Regions from separate parts of the Homo sapiens genome. Here region 1 is linked to region 2. Evidence: chromatin contacts called from ENCODE POLR2A ChIA-PET data. All regions are on one chromosome and are shown on one strand. The core of a region is the stretch at or near the end of the contact, and the rest is flanking DNA. Distances in the headings are between cores, read along the strand shown. Region 1 holds the start of PRKG2 (protein kinase cGMP-dependent 2). Region 2 holds the start of BMP3 (bone morphogenetic protein 3).

Evidence for each region. ChIA-PET counts read pairs that join two places held with the same protein, here RNA polymerase II (POLR2A).
Region 1: POLR2A ChIA-PET joins it to region 2 with 16 read pairs in WTC11. The contact joins the promoter of PRKG2 here to the promoter of BMP3 in region 2. POLR2A ChIA-PET finds 5 or more read pairs at or near these places in 2 of 52 experiments (K562 and WTC11).

What each region holds. Positions count from the first base shown.
Region 1 is chr4:81,213,216-81,219,308 of GRCh38, reverse strand. It overlaps PRKG2 (protein kinase cGMP-dependent 2), which reads left to right and starts at 4,087. Exons shown (of 19, transcript NM_006259.3): 1 at 4,087-4,373. LOC124900726 (a long non-coding RNA gene) reads right to left here and starts at 4,423. Exons shown (of 2, transcript XR_007058162.1): 1 at 4,351-4,423; 2 at 3,085-3,744. RefSeq lists enhancers at 4,054-4,554, 4,555-5,055.
Region 2 is chr4:81,027,456-81,033,691 of GRCh38, reverse strand. BMP3 (bone morphogenetic protein 3) reads right to left here and starts at 2,984. Exons shown (of 3, transcript NM_001201.5): 1 at 2,092-2,984. The coding sequence starts at 2,407.

The DNA.
Region 1 (6,093 bases), core at 2,838-5,337, 180 kb before region 2:
CAAAGACATGGTGAGAAAATGGAGTGTGAATCACCAGCATGGGAGTTTTGTCCCTCTTATGTCCCCAGGAGATTTTCTGCTGATCCATAGAAGGGACCTCAGTTGGGCCTTGGAGGGCTCCAAGCTGGAATTAAAGATTATGAGCACAAGGCTGATCTGATGGGGTGCCCTGACAGGAGTCTGTGTGCAAAGGTAACTATAGAGCCTCCTGTGTGGAAATTTATCCCAAGAAAATAAGATTGGCATGGGATGATCCTGAACTCAAATTGAGTCATCCAGGGGCTTGGGAGTCTGAATTAAGTATGGAAACATTACTGGATCTCTTCCTAGCTCAGCCTCTTGGATGCAGGTCCCTGCAAGAAACAGAAAGTGGGCAAAACCGGGAGGTTTCTGTGAAACACTTGGGCTGCTTGGGGACTTTTCTGTGTATAAAACAAGGGAAGACAGGCCTTTTATCATCCCCATTTCCATAGGCTACCTCTGAACTTTGACAATGTGAGAACTCTGGTGCTCTGGTGACAGTGCTTAGCAGAGACCAGGAGACCTAGTGGAGCAGAGGCTTACCTAGTAGGAGGAGGATTAGTCATGAGTATGTCCCACATCGCCCATGTGCTTAGATTAACATTGCAGACGGGCCTCTGAGGGGCCTGTGTTCTTCAGTCAATGGCAAAGAAAGGCCAGTGGATTTTAATTTCTCGTTGTCTTTGTACAGGTAGAAGAAGTCAAGATTTTAGGGTCTGGAATTATATAGACTGGCTCTGCAACTTATTAGCTCTGTGAATTTGATCAAAGTTACTTAACTCTCTGAGTTTCCTTCCTCAGGTGTGCTTACCTCCTCAGGTCAAAGGAGTAAATGAGAAATTACATGGAAGCCTTTAACTCATGACACAGAGTCCAACATCACAGGCCAGATTCCTTCAGCCTGAAGGTGCTTCCTCCTCACTCCCTGTCTCACTCTTACTCATCTTAAGTTTAAATGCCCTCCACTTTTTTTTTTTCCAGAGAGACATTATTCTTGAGCCCCTGTAGCAGACTCTAGATTGCCTACCCAGCATCCATTGCCACCCTCTCCTTTTTATTCGGGTATGCACTTCTCAAAGAATGCAATCGGGAAGAGTTAGGAACCAGTCCTGCAGAGCCTAAGAGGCTGGGAATGGTGATTCTCCCCTCCACCTCCAGCATTTAGGTGTGAGCACATGCTTAGTTTGGATTAATGACAGGTGAGAAGTCTCCTGGAAGCTTCCAAGAACGATTTCCCGACTCTGGAAAAGAGAATCTCTGTGACCTTTGGGCACTGTTGGGATTGCCCATAATAAATGGAGTTGTTCCAGTCATCCTGGGGCCATGGGTGGAGCAGCCCCAGGGGACAAAGCTGCCATACTGGGAATGGCAGGGGGAATAACGGGAACAGGCCAGGGCCTTCCCAGACACAACTGTGTTCCTGAATTCACCAACTAGAGCCTCCTGACCTTGGAACTTCTTGCCTTGTGAAACAGTAAGTTTCCTTATAATTTAAGCCATTCTAAATTGGGTTAATTATTAATTGCAGCCTCCCACATCTAAATTATAACCCCATATTTTTTTCTCTCATTTTCCTTCACAGTATTTCTCCCACATATGCTTACTTTTGTGTTTACTTATTTAATGTCTGTTTCTCTCACTGGATTGTACACTCTAAGTTGGCAGAGATCACAAGTTAATTTTGTTCACCATTGAATTCTAAGTATTTAGCACTGGGCCTGAGATGCAGGAGCTGCTGAAAGCACATTTGTTGAAAGACTGAATTAAAAGCTCAAAAAGTGGTCACTTTCCTTCTCTTCCTCCGTTTCCTTGTTCAGCATGGTAGAGTTGTAGATTTGACAGAGCATAGGATTGCTGGGAGGGAACTTAGGTTCCCCCTCAAACTCTTCCTAGCTGGGTGACCCTGGGCAACAGCCTGCACTGCATCGACAGCTTTCAAGCTTTTACCTCAATGAACGGTAAGAAAGTACATATGACCCAGTTGACCCAGTGTGCGTGCATACTCTGCTATTTTTTATTCTATTTGGTATCATTTTAAAAATGCTGGCTTTGACCCAGTACATCAATTTTATAATCCATTAATTAGCAACCCATTGTTTAAAAAAGCCCAGGACTCAATGAAATGTAAGGACTTTGCAGCATTATTCACAATAGCAAAATCATGGAGTCAACCTACGTGTCCATTAAGGGGTGATTGGATTTATAAATGTGGTTTTATATTATATATATACACATATATATATATATATATATATACAAAATATATACACACACACTATGGTGGTATACACACACATACACTGTGTACCTATCACCTGAAAAACTGGGAAAATTTTTTTTTGATTCAGGGGTACTACACACACACACACACACACACACACACACACACACACACAATGGAATACTACCCAGCCACAAAAACAATGAAATCATATCTTTTGCAGCAACATGGATGGAACTAGAGGCCATTATCCTAAGTGAAATTACTCAGAAACAAAGTCAAAAACTGCAGAATCTCTTATAAGTGGCAGCTAAACAATGGGCAGGCATGAGTATCCAGAATGGAATAACAGACACTGGGGACTCCAATAGGTGGGAGGGTGGGAGGTGGGTGAGGTAGGAATTACAACTTATTAGGTACAGTGCACATTATTAGGGTAATAGGTGCGCTAAAAGCCCAGACCTCACCACTATGTGTTATGTCCGTGTAATGCGACTGCACTTGTACCCCTGAATCTGAAATTTTTTTTTAAAGTGAAGACTTTGAAAATCTGTTTTTCTCCTTTTTGTCATTAAATCGCTAATAAAAATTCAGCCCATCAACTTAAAAGTCCATTATTACAGTGACATACAATTACTTATTTTCTCTTTTCTTGTGGAATTCTTCCTCACTCCTTTCTCCTCTAATTTTTTTTTTTTTGAGGTCTTTATAAAATGTACAGACTCTGGGATAGCTTCATGAAAAGGTACTTTGTGTACTTTCGCGATTTTCCTCCAGTTAGCACAAAAACAAACAGGACTATATTCCTCCTCCTCTGAAACTTAATGGTCTCATTCAACATATTTTACATGGGCCTCATTTTTAATATAAGTTTATGTATGTAACAGTGTATACAAATGTTACATGAGCCCCACTGCCACCATGTGGTTTAAAAACCCAAGAGAGTTGGTTGTAACATTCTCTAGATGCACAGTGAGGAATAGACCCTCACTATACTTTCCATCTCTCAACACAGAAACTGCCCTTGTCCTCCGTGAATTTGCTGGTGAAATTCCTCTGGGGGCAGAAGGAAAGGGAAAAAGCCACATGGAGATCTCACAACTCCAGAGCACAGCAAATAATGCGGTGGGGTGTACATATATATTTAGGAAACCATATTGCACCCTTCAGGAAAAAAAAATGTACTCAAAAGGTGACGAGAGAGCATTATCTTCTTGGGTGATCAAGAAAGCTCCCTTCCCAAAGACCTGCAGATTCGGAAGGTATAATCTCTGTCCCTCGAAACTCGATTCAACCCCTGCCCCCAGCATCACGTGAACTGGCAAACTAGATGTAAGTTATGGCCCCAGAGTCCGGGAGGGGCGCGTCGACGAGCTGCTTCGGGGTCACATGTCTTCGTAGAAAGGCATTGGTGTGACAGAGGAGGGCATGTCCAGGGTACGTGCGCCTGTTTGAGCTCTGGGAGGGAAGGCGAAGTGGAGAGAGCCTGCAGTGAAAACAGACTGGAAGGATGGAGGAAAGGGAGGGGAAGGAAAAAATGAACACCTCCCTGAACTTTCCTCTCCCCTCGTCCCACACACTTGAAATAGAAATAATAACATGAACAAAAATGCTTACAACCACGATGTTATCGCCCTACTTAAGTTGCCTCACTATGGAGGGTATGGGGTATAAAGTGCAGACTGCGGCTGTGTCGGGAGTAAAGGTTCGGGCTAGTGTGCGTGCGGGCGCGGGTGACCCCACCTTTAGGGAAGCCGGCGCCCAACTATCCAGGCAGTAGCCCCGGCTGACCCCCTCCCTCCTCCTTCCCTCCTCTCTTCCCTCCCTCCCTGCGTGTCTCCTCTGCACCGGCCCCCGCCGCGGAGCCAGGCGGCAGCACCGACGCCGCCGCAGCTCCTGCCCGCATCGCGCTAACCCGCGCCCCCGGCTCACACGTAGCCGGAGCGACTGAGCCGGCAGCCCCGGGCCCACGCTGCGCACCGTGTGCACGGCGGGGCTGGCTGAGCTGACCTGCGCTGGGCTCCGGCGCCGCAGGCGGCTGGGGAGGGCGGCGTGGGAGAGGACGCTGAGACGCAGGGGCGGCCGCGCCGAGGTGACAAGCTGCGCACCTGGAAAGTTACCCGGCTGTCTGGTGAGGTTCGTGGGCCGGGGGTCTTGGGCGCCGGGGTGTGAGGGCGCGCGGGGAGGGACGGGGTCGGGGTGCGCGCGTGTGCATGCTGTGAATGCGTTGCGCGATGTGCGCCTCTATTCCACACCCAGCCGGTCTCTTGCTTGTGCTGTTCGAGTGTGGACGTGTGTACGCGTTGCATTCGCTCGGTGTGGCAGCGTTTCGTGAGCTCCTGGAGGCAGGGAAAGGCTACTTGTGTTTAGAGGTTCTGTTGAGGGCGGGAGGGGCTCAGCCCCAGTGGGGAGTCCTCAGGGTTCTCTAGGTTTAGCGAGGAGAAGCGGTGGAGGCTGTTGCTCCGAGCTAGGGGCTTGGCGGTGCTGTCAGGGCTTGCGCTCCCGGCTTTGCTTCGTCGAGCTCTGGGTAGTTGCTAGGGGACAGTCCTCAGGCAAGGACTTTTAGGAGTCCTGGTAAACTTGTGTGGGTGTCCTTTTGTCACTCTGGGCACCGTGAGGCGCTTTCATATTTCTGTATTTCTCGGTGATGAAGAAACAAGAGCAAACAAAGCCCAGAAACCAGCCACTTTGGGGATGAGAAAAAAAGAAATAGGTTCAGTTCTGAGAAGAACTACGGTGCAACTACGAAGCAGCTGAGGCCAGAGCTGACAATAAAAGCAACGCATGCAGAATTAGTAGGTAGGAAGGGTGACGCTGGGACAAATGCCTTGATTTCCTGATCTTCATCTTGTTCCCCAAGTTCCCAGGGGCTTTTTCCTTCTTCTTCTTCTCCTTCTTTTTTTTTTTTTTTTTAAGGAAGAGAGCAACATACACCTGCCCCCACCCCACCACACCCCCATATTTAGAGTTTCTTAGAAATTGTCTCTTTTCTTTGCAAGTTTCTATTTAACTCATGAAGAAGGCGATCATCCCACATAACATACACTAGCTGTTTTCAGTACTCCTGTTTAGTTTTGCACAGGAGGGTATGAGCTAATATGGTAGAGAATTCTCTATGGAGAATTAGAGTGCATCCTCTCCGTTGGAACGCTGTATGACTAAGAATAAACGACCTGAAAAGATGATGCCCAGGGATCTTTCTCTTTTACGTGAAATCCTTAACTCCAGTTCTATGAAGTCATTACAAGTGAGGCTAATGAGAATTCACCTCACAGTGAAGGCATATGTTGCCTGGCTGTTGCCCAAGTCCTGTGATCCCTTATTGTCTTGCTTCCTCTAGGCTATTTTTCCTATGAATTATCTCTTCTTCTCCCATGTTTTCGTTTTTCATATCTCCTGTGCTTCATTATCCTGGAGCTACAGACATTTTCAAATTTTCATTATTTTAAAAATCCCTCACATGAATCATGATATCGTCTTGCAGGCTCTACTCTTAGTGTCAGCTCTTTCCATGGTCCCTTGTAGTTGAGTGTCTATCCCCACTCTTTGACAAATCAGATTCAGCACTTTTCTCTCTGATCTCATTTGCTGTGACAGGCCTGTGGGATGTGAGGTACAGCCTGCTCACCTCTTAAGGATCTTATCTGCATGGCCTTTCTGATGCTTCTCCTAAATCTCTTATTGGTACACGTGTTCCTTCTCCTTTGTGGTTTGCTTCTCCTCCTCTTCTCCCACAAATAATATCCACAGATATTACCTATATGTTCATAGGTAACAATAGAGACATTCCTTTCTTACCTCCCTTAGTGATCTCATCTACAAATGGTACTTCAAGTCTTCTATGGAGCAAT
Region 2 (6,236 bases), core at 1,735-4,234:
ATAATAGTCTTTTTAGTGTGTTAGTAACTAAACACTCTTGGAAGGGGCCCAACACGAACCACCTCACCAGGAGCCTCAATGAGGTAACATGACACTTAAGCTTCCACAAAAACCAGTGTCTACATTTGATGAATAAGTCATTAAGACAGTCTCTAGGATGCTAAAGGGATTACTTTTCTTATCAGGGCACACAGCCTTGTATATATGCATCAAGCTGCAACTCATCGTTTCAAGGGAATGTCTGGCCTCCATATCAGAGTTTATTATTTGATGCTATGAGACTACAGTGAGGCTGATAAGGCACACTCTGGAATACTGCAAGGAATGAGTTGAAGCCAAAAAGAATATGGTGCCTGAGTTGTTAAAATCTTTATCCATGGTTAACTTGGCCTAAAACAAATAAAAGCTATACAATACGTGAATGAAACAAATTCAAATTCTACCTCCAAACCATGTGGTTCATTCTATAAATGAAACTTGTTAATCCCAAACATATTGTTTTTTATCTTAGGGGCCTCAGCTACTCCCTAGCAATATAACCAAGAAAACAAATATCAAGATAAGAGTCATTTGAGTACCTTCATTTTTGCCACCTGCCTAGCTCACCCAACTTCCTTTCAATCCTTGCAACTCCCACATGAGTTACTCACTGAGTTATGCCCCTAGAGTTGCACTAAAGTAAACAGAGTATTCACTGGTGTAGTCAGCTGTCAGGACAGCCTCCTCCAATGGCTAGGATACTGTGGATAACACAGAGCAGGTTTCTTTTTCCTTACTGGTGGCGCTCTCCTCACAGATCATGCTCATGGTTTTAAGAAGAAAGTAAAATCTGGTTCAGTTCAGTCTCTAGCTAAAGACTTCTGTATTAGGAAGCATAATTCACATCTATTGTAAATGTCATCATGCCTGTAAGCTCTAGAATATATTTACACAGACAATGCAGGGCTTTCCTTGATGAATGCCTTAGTTTTCCCTTTTTCCAGGAGTCTTGCATATCAAAACTTTGGGAGATTTCTTTCTAGTGATTCTGACAGTATTGACTGAGGCATGGCCTCATTTTCTTGAAGATTCTTGGCTATTGTTCAACTGTTCACTGAAGACAGGCTTTGCAGTTACATTTCCCCTTATCATGAATGTAGTGAACAAAAAAGCCTGGTGAATCCTCAAAGCATAAAAACAGAGTTAGTGTCCAGGAAGCTTTCCCTCAAGCTGTTAACACAAGGGAGGGAGGCTGTTAGCATAAGTTATTCCCTTCACCACAGGGGCTAGGAGAAACCTTGTTAAGCCATGAATTTCAGTCCGAAGTGATCTGTGCTGAAAAATGGGATGAGCAGATTTTCTTGGGCAGATTCCAAGAGGTGTTTACATCCAGGGTTGCTCCCTCCCCTTGTCTCCCAGCTCCTCCCAGGATGGATGGTACAACCCCTGTTTACCCAGATGCGTTTTAATAATCGAAACACCCAAGCACCTGTTTTTTTTTTTTTTTTTTTTTTTTTTGCCACTAAGGAACTATCAAGTAAAGTGTCAAATATAGTACAGTAACACAAAGGGCGCGAATTAGGAGCGGGTGCAATATCTGGAGAAGCGACTGGGGAAGGAGAAAAGGAGAGGGGAAGGCGTCTTATTCAAGTATGATTTCTCTCGGGTCCTGGCATTGGCATAAAATGGCATCTGCCTCTTAGTAAACATGGCTAAAGCCCAGTCCAAAGGAATTTCCGCTGGCCGATTTAGGAATCAACAGAATAAGGTACCCTAGAGGTGCTCCAGTCACTCAGGGCAGGAGGCCTCACAGGCATGGGGTGTCGCCCCTTCCCTTTTTCCACGAAGCTCCTCCAGCCTACCCCTCCACTGCTCCGCGCCTTCATTCTATTTCCCCCTCTCACTTTGGATTTGAAAACTGGGCTTACAGGAGATGCAGCTGGCGACACGCGGGGTGTGACTGGACGGAGGAATCCAGAGGGCAGCTGAGGAGGGCGGAGAAAGGTCCCTAGGCAGCGCCACCAAGCAAGGGGCAGACAAGGAAGCTGTGGGGGGTCCCGGGAGAAAGCTGGGGCGGGACCGCGGGAAGGGAGTCTCACCTCGCGCACTCACCTGCTGCTGCCGCCCGAAAGCTGCGAACCGTGTTGCCTTCGCGCAGGAGCCGAGGGCGCCAGGGCTGCGAGCCTCCCTCCAGGGAGCCCGGTGTCCGGGCCGCCTGGACCGTGCTGTACCTGTCATAGAGCCGCAGCATGTGTTCAGAGACCTTGTCTTGCGGCTGCAGCTCGGAGTCCGGGCCACCACCTGCCGTGCGGTCACCTGGCACAGCTTTGCGGAGCTCCGGGAAAGGTGGCTTCGGTCTCTCTCCCTGCGCCAGGCTCACGCAGAAGCAGCCCAGCCACAGAAAGAGCAGCCTGCTCGCCCCAGCCATGGCTAGGTACCCGCGCGGCGCGTCGGCTCCCGGCGTCGCTGCGGGACACTCCGAAGGCGCAAGGAGCCGGCGGCGGAGCCGAGGGTTGAACTCCAAACCAGCTGGGGCGAGGGCGCACGGAGCCCGGGACGCGGCCGGGTGCAGCGAGATAGCGGCCAGCCCCACTTGCTGCGCTGACCCAGCGCAGCCTGACAGGTGGGCTCTTCCCCAGCAGCTGCGCGGACCTCACCCGCGCAGGGCGCTGCGGGCGCCGTCTCCACTCCAACGCTGAGAAAGAGCTGTAGGTCGCGGCGTGTGTGGCCCGGGTGTTTTCAAGATCTGTCTGTACCTTCCCTCCTCGCTTTATTTTTGGGAACACCCGGCCAAACTGGCCGCGCGAGGGACTAGGACTAGCTCTGTTTTGGGCGCCAGGTCGGAGCCGGGGCTGTGCGCAGCGGTCCGGAGGGCGCTCGATTGCCTTTTCCAGGGATTGGAGCAGCTGCGGCGCGGCTGGTCCGAGTTTTTTAGTGTACGTGTGTGTGTGTGTGCGCGCGCGCGCGCGCGTGTGTGCGTGTGTGTGTGTGTATGAGAGAGAGAGACTTAGTTCTTTCGCTCTCTAGCTGATCTGTAGAGTCCTCAGCCAATCTCTCCCACTCCCTCGTCCTCGCCCTCTTAGCTTGCACCAGGCTGGGATAGAAGCAAGGGAGGGGGGGAGTAACCAGAGAACTGGCAGCGGGAGGGAGAGAAGAGGAAGTAGGGGTGGGGATGGCTGGGGAGAGGAAGGGAAAAGGAGATTCAGGACTAAAGAAATGGTAGGAGGGACGGTTTTTTTGTTTTGTTTTGTTTTGTTTTTGTTTGTTTTTTTTTTTAATTCTCCAAGAACAGTGGCTGTGTGGTGGCTAGCAAGAGGGCAGAGGAAAACAGAACTTCTTCCTGGCTTTTCGGTCTTATGATTCCAAACAAAGTCACAACGTGAACACCATTCTCGCTTACTTTCCCGAGCCTCTTCTGACGGACACTGCGGGCCCCTGCACCTGCAGCCCGTCATCATAGCTTCCTGTCTTTCTGAGAGCATACCCATCATAACGCCCCTCTCTCCCGCATCATCTTCTCTCGAGGTGAGAAATATGTGCGAGTCAATATCATGTTAAAAACAAATAAGAAAACAAGCAAACACACCACAACCCCACCTACAGCTTCCCCCAAAGGTTTCCTTCCTACAGGTCCCCAAAAGGTTTCCCAGCAGGATGGTGCAGTGGTGGCTAAAAACAAGGGTGTGTGGAAGATCCCGGAGTCCGGAACAGAATGTAAGAGTCGCTAGCTTTGTCTTCCTAATTCTCTCTTGTCATGGCTGTACAATGGAGATTAAACTATGAGCAGCCTGGCGCAGTGGCTCAGGCCTGTAATCCCAGCACTTTGGAAGGCCAAAGCGGGTGGATCACGAAGTCAGGAGTTCGAGACCAGCCTTGCCAACATGGTGAAACCTCATCTCTACTAAAAATACAAAAATTAGCTGGGCGTGGTGGTGCGCACATGTAATCCCAGCTACTGGGAAGGCTGCGGCAAGAGAATGGCTTGAATCCAGGAGATGGAGGTTGCAGTGAGCCGAGATTGTGCCACTGCACTCCAGACTGGGTGACAGAGCAAACTTTGTCTCAAAACAAAAAACAAACAAACAAACAAAAAACAACTGTGAGCTAACATTTTTCTCCACACTTATGCTCTAGACATGCCTTGTTATTTATATTTCAAGTATATTACCAAATAATTTTCACAGCAAAACCCATTTTACAGATGAGGAAACTGAGGCAAAAGGATACATAGTAAGTGACAGAACTGAGATCCAAATTCAGGGAGTCTGATTTCTGGCCTCAGGCCAGATAACCACACTATTAATAGTGAAATTAGCATTTAAACTGAAGTTTCAGTGTGCAATCCATGTAAATGTTTAGTGCAGTTCTTGACCATATGCAGTAAAATCTTCAGTCAATGTCTATTGCATTTATCCCTCTTCCCCTCTGTAGGGCAATGGAGTTGATCGAAAAGAAGATAGGCTCCTGGAGTCACACCATGTCTCCAGATCTGAGTTTCTTCTTTGATGGTGAATAACAACACATTCCTTTTAGAGTTTTGTTTGGATGACATTAGAAAGCAGTGCTAAAGTGACTGGCGCACTCACTAGCCTTTAATAGGGGCTCAATCCCTTTCTATCCTAAATTTATCCCAAATCCAGACTACATTCTCCCCACTCAGTCACTTCTTAACCCACTGCGGTTTGGATTTTGCCCTTAGCCACCCCGGGAACTGTTCTGCAGATAATAACACATATTTCAAGAGTAGTTGTGAGGATTAAATGAGATCATGTGTTTGATCTTTGCTTGGCATAAAGAACATAATAGCTTTTGTGATTAATAATGAAGATCTAATTGCAAAATTCAATAGGCCCTGGAAACTCTCTCTTTGATTTTTTCCCTGTGAACTATTGGTTGTTTTTCCATTCCTTTCTGCCCTTTCTCAGTTCTGTCAGCTGCCTCCTCTTTCTAGGCCTGCCTCAAGCGTTCCTGACATCTTTACTCTGCCCTTGGAAAATGCCAAATCCAGAAGAAAATTCTTTTTCAGTTCTTCTGCTTTGGTGGTCACCTCTGGCCTTTAAATATATAGTTCTGGGTCCCCCTCAGCTCCAGTCCTCCTTGCCAAAGAAGTTCATCCTCTTCCCCTTTGAAACCATCTTTGAGACTTCCCTCCCTTTAGCTACAGTGCATATTTCTGTCACAACATTTGCCACTCTGTACTCCACATGATTCTTCATTCATAGATACTGAAGACTGACAGCATGTCTACAATGGCTCCCTTCCCTTTGCTGCACCTCCAATCTGTTATTTAAGCCATAAGCATAAAATAAGAGTGCCATCTCACAGGGTTGTAGTAAAGAATAATTGGATAGTCCATTTCAAGAGATTAGCAGAGTGCCTAGCACATAGCAAATGCTTAAAAAGAGTCGGCTGAGACCTAAGAGAATCGCTTGTCTGTTTTTGTCTAAGGCAGAGATCAAGGCATACCCATCTTTATATTTTAATGACCAGCCATGTCATTCAGAATAATCATAGTAACAGGGGATGATGAGCAAGTAGAATAATCCCTAACAGAGATTCCCAGCTGTAATTCCAGACTAGAACAGAATATGGATATGGGAGCCAGCAAACCAGAGAACACTAGTAGCAACCAAATTTTGGACTTATAATAACTCATTTGCAACTAACATACATCCAGGAAGAGGGAGCAATGGATGAAATGGATGAAGCCAGCAGCAGCATGTCCAGCAATGACAAATAAATGGCACCCCTCCCAGACTCTTGGAATGACTTCTTGGGAAATTGAATTGAAAGCAAATTAAATGGGAAAAAAACAATTCCCTCATCAGCACACCTGGAGATGCCATCTTGTGATATTCAAGACAGTAGCACAGTGTTTCTTTTATCAAAGGCTGCAGAATCCCAGCTCTGGATGGATTAAATTGTTTCAGAATGCTGGCATCTTGAGATGCCTTCACTCAAATGGTTTAAATCATAGGATTCATATTTCTGGCTGAGCATCTGGTTTCCTTGATGTATGGAGGATTTGCAGCTTTTCAGGAGGAACTGAATTGAACATATTGGTAGTATACGTGCCTTGTATTTGATCTCTCTGTTGTGTTGCATTAATTAAGAGTTGTTTTAATTTTTAAATAATAGGTCTTTCCTATTTTATGTTAGAGGTTGTGACTGTTATAGCCAACTACTGAATCAGAGGATACTTATCAATCTTTTTTCCCAAACACAAGGAGAGTTAAAGGAAAGCATTTCTAAAACAG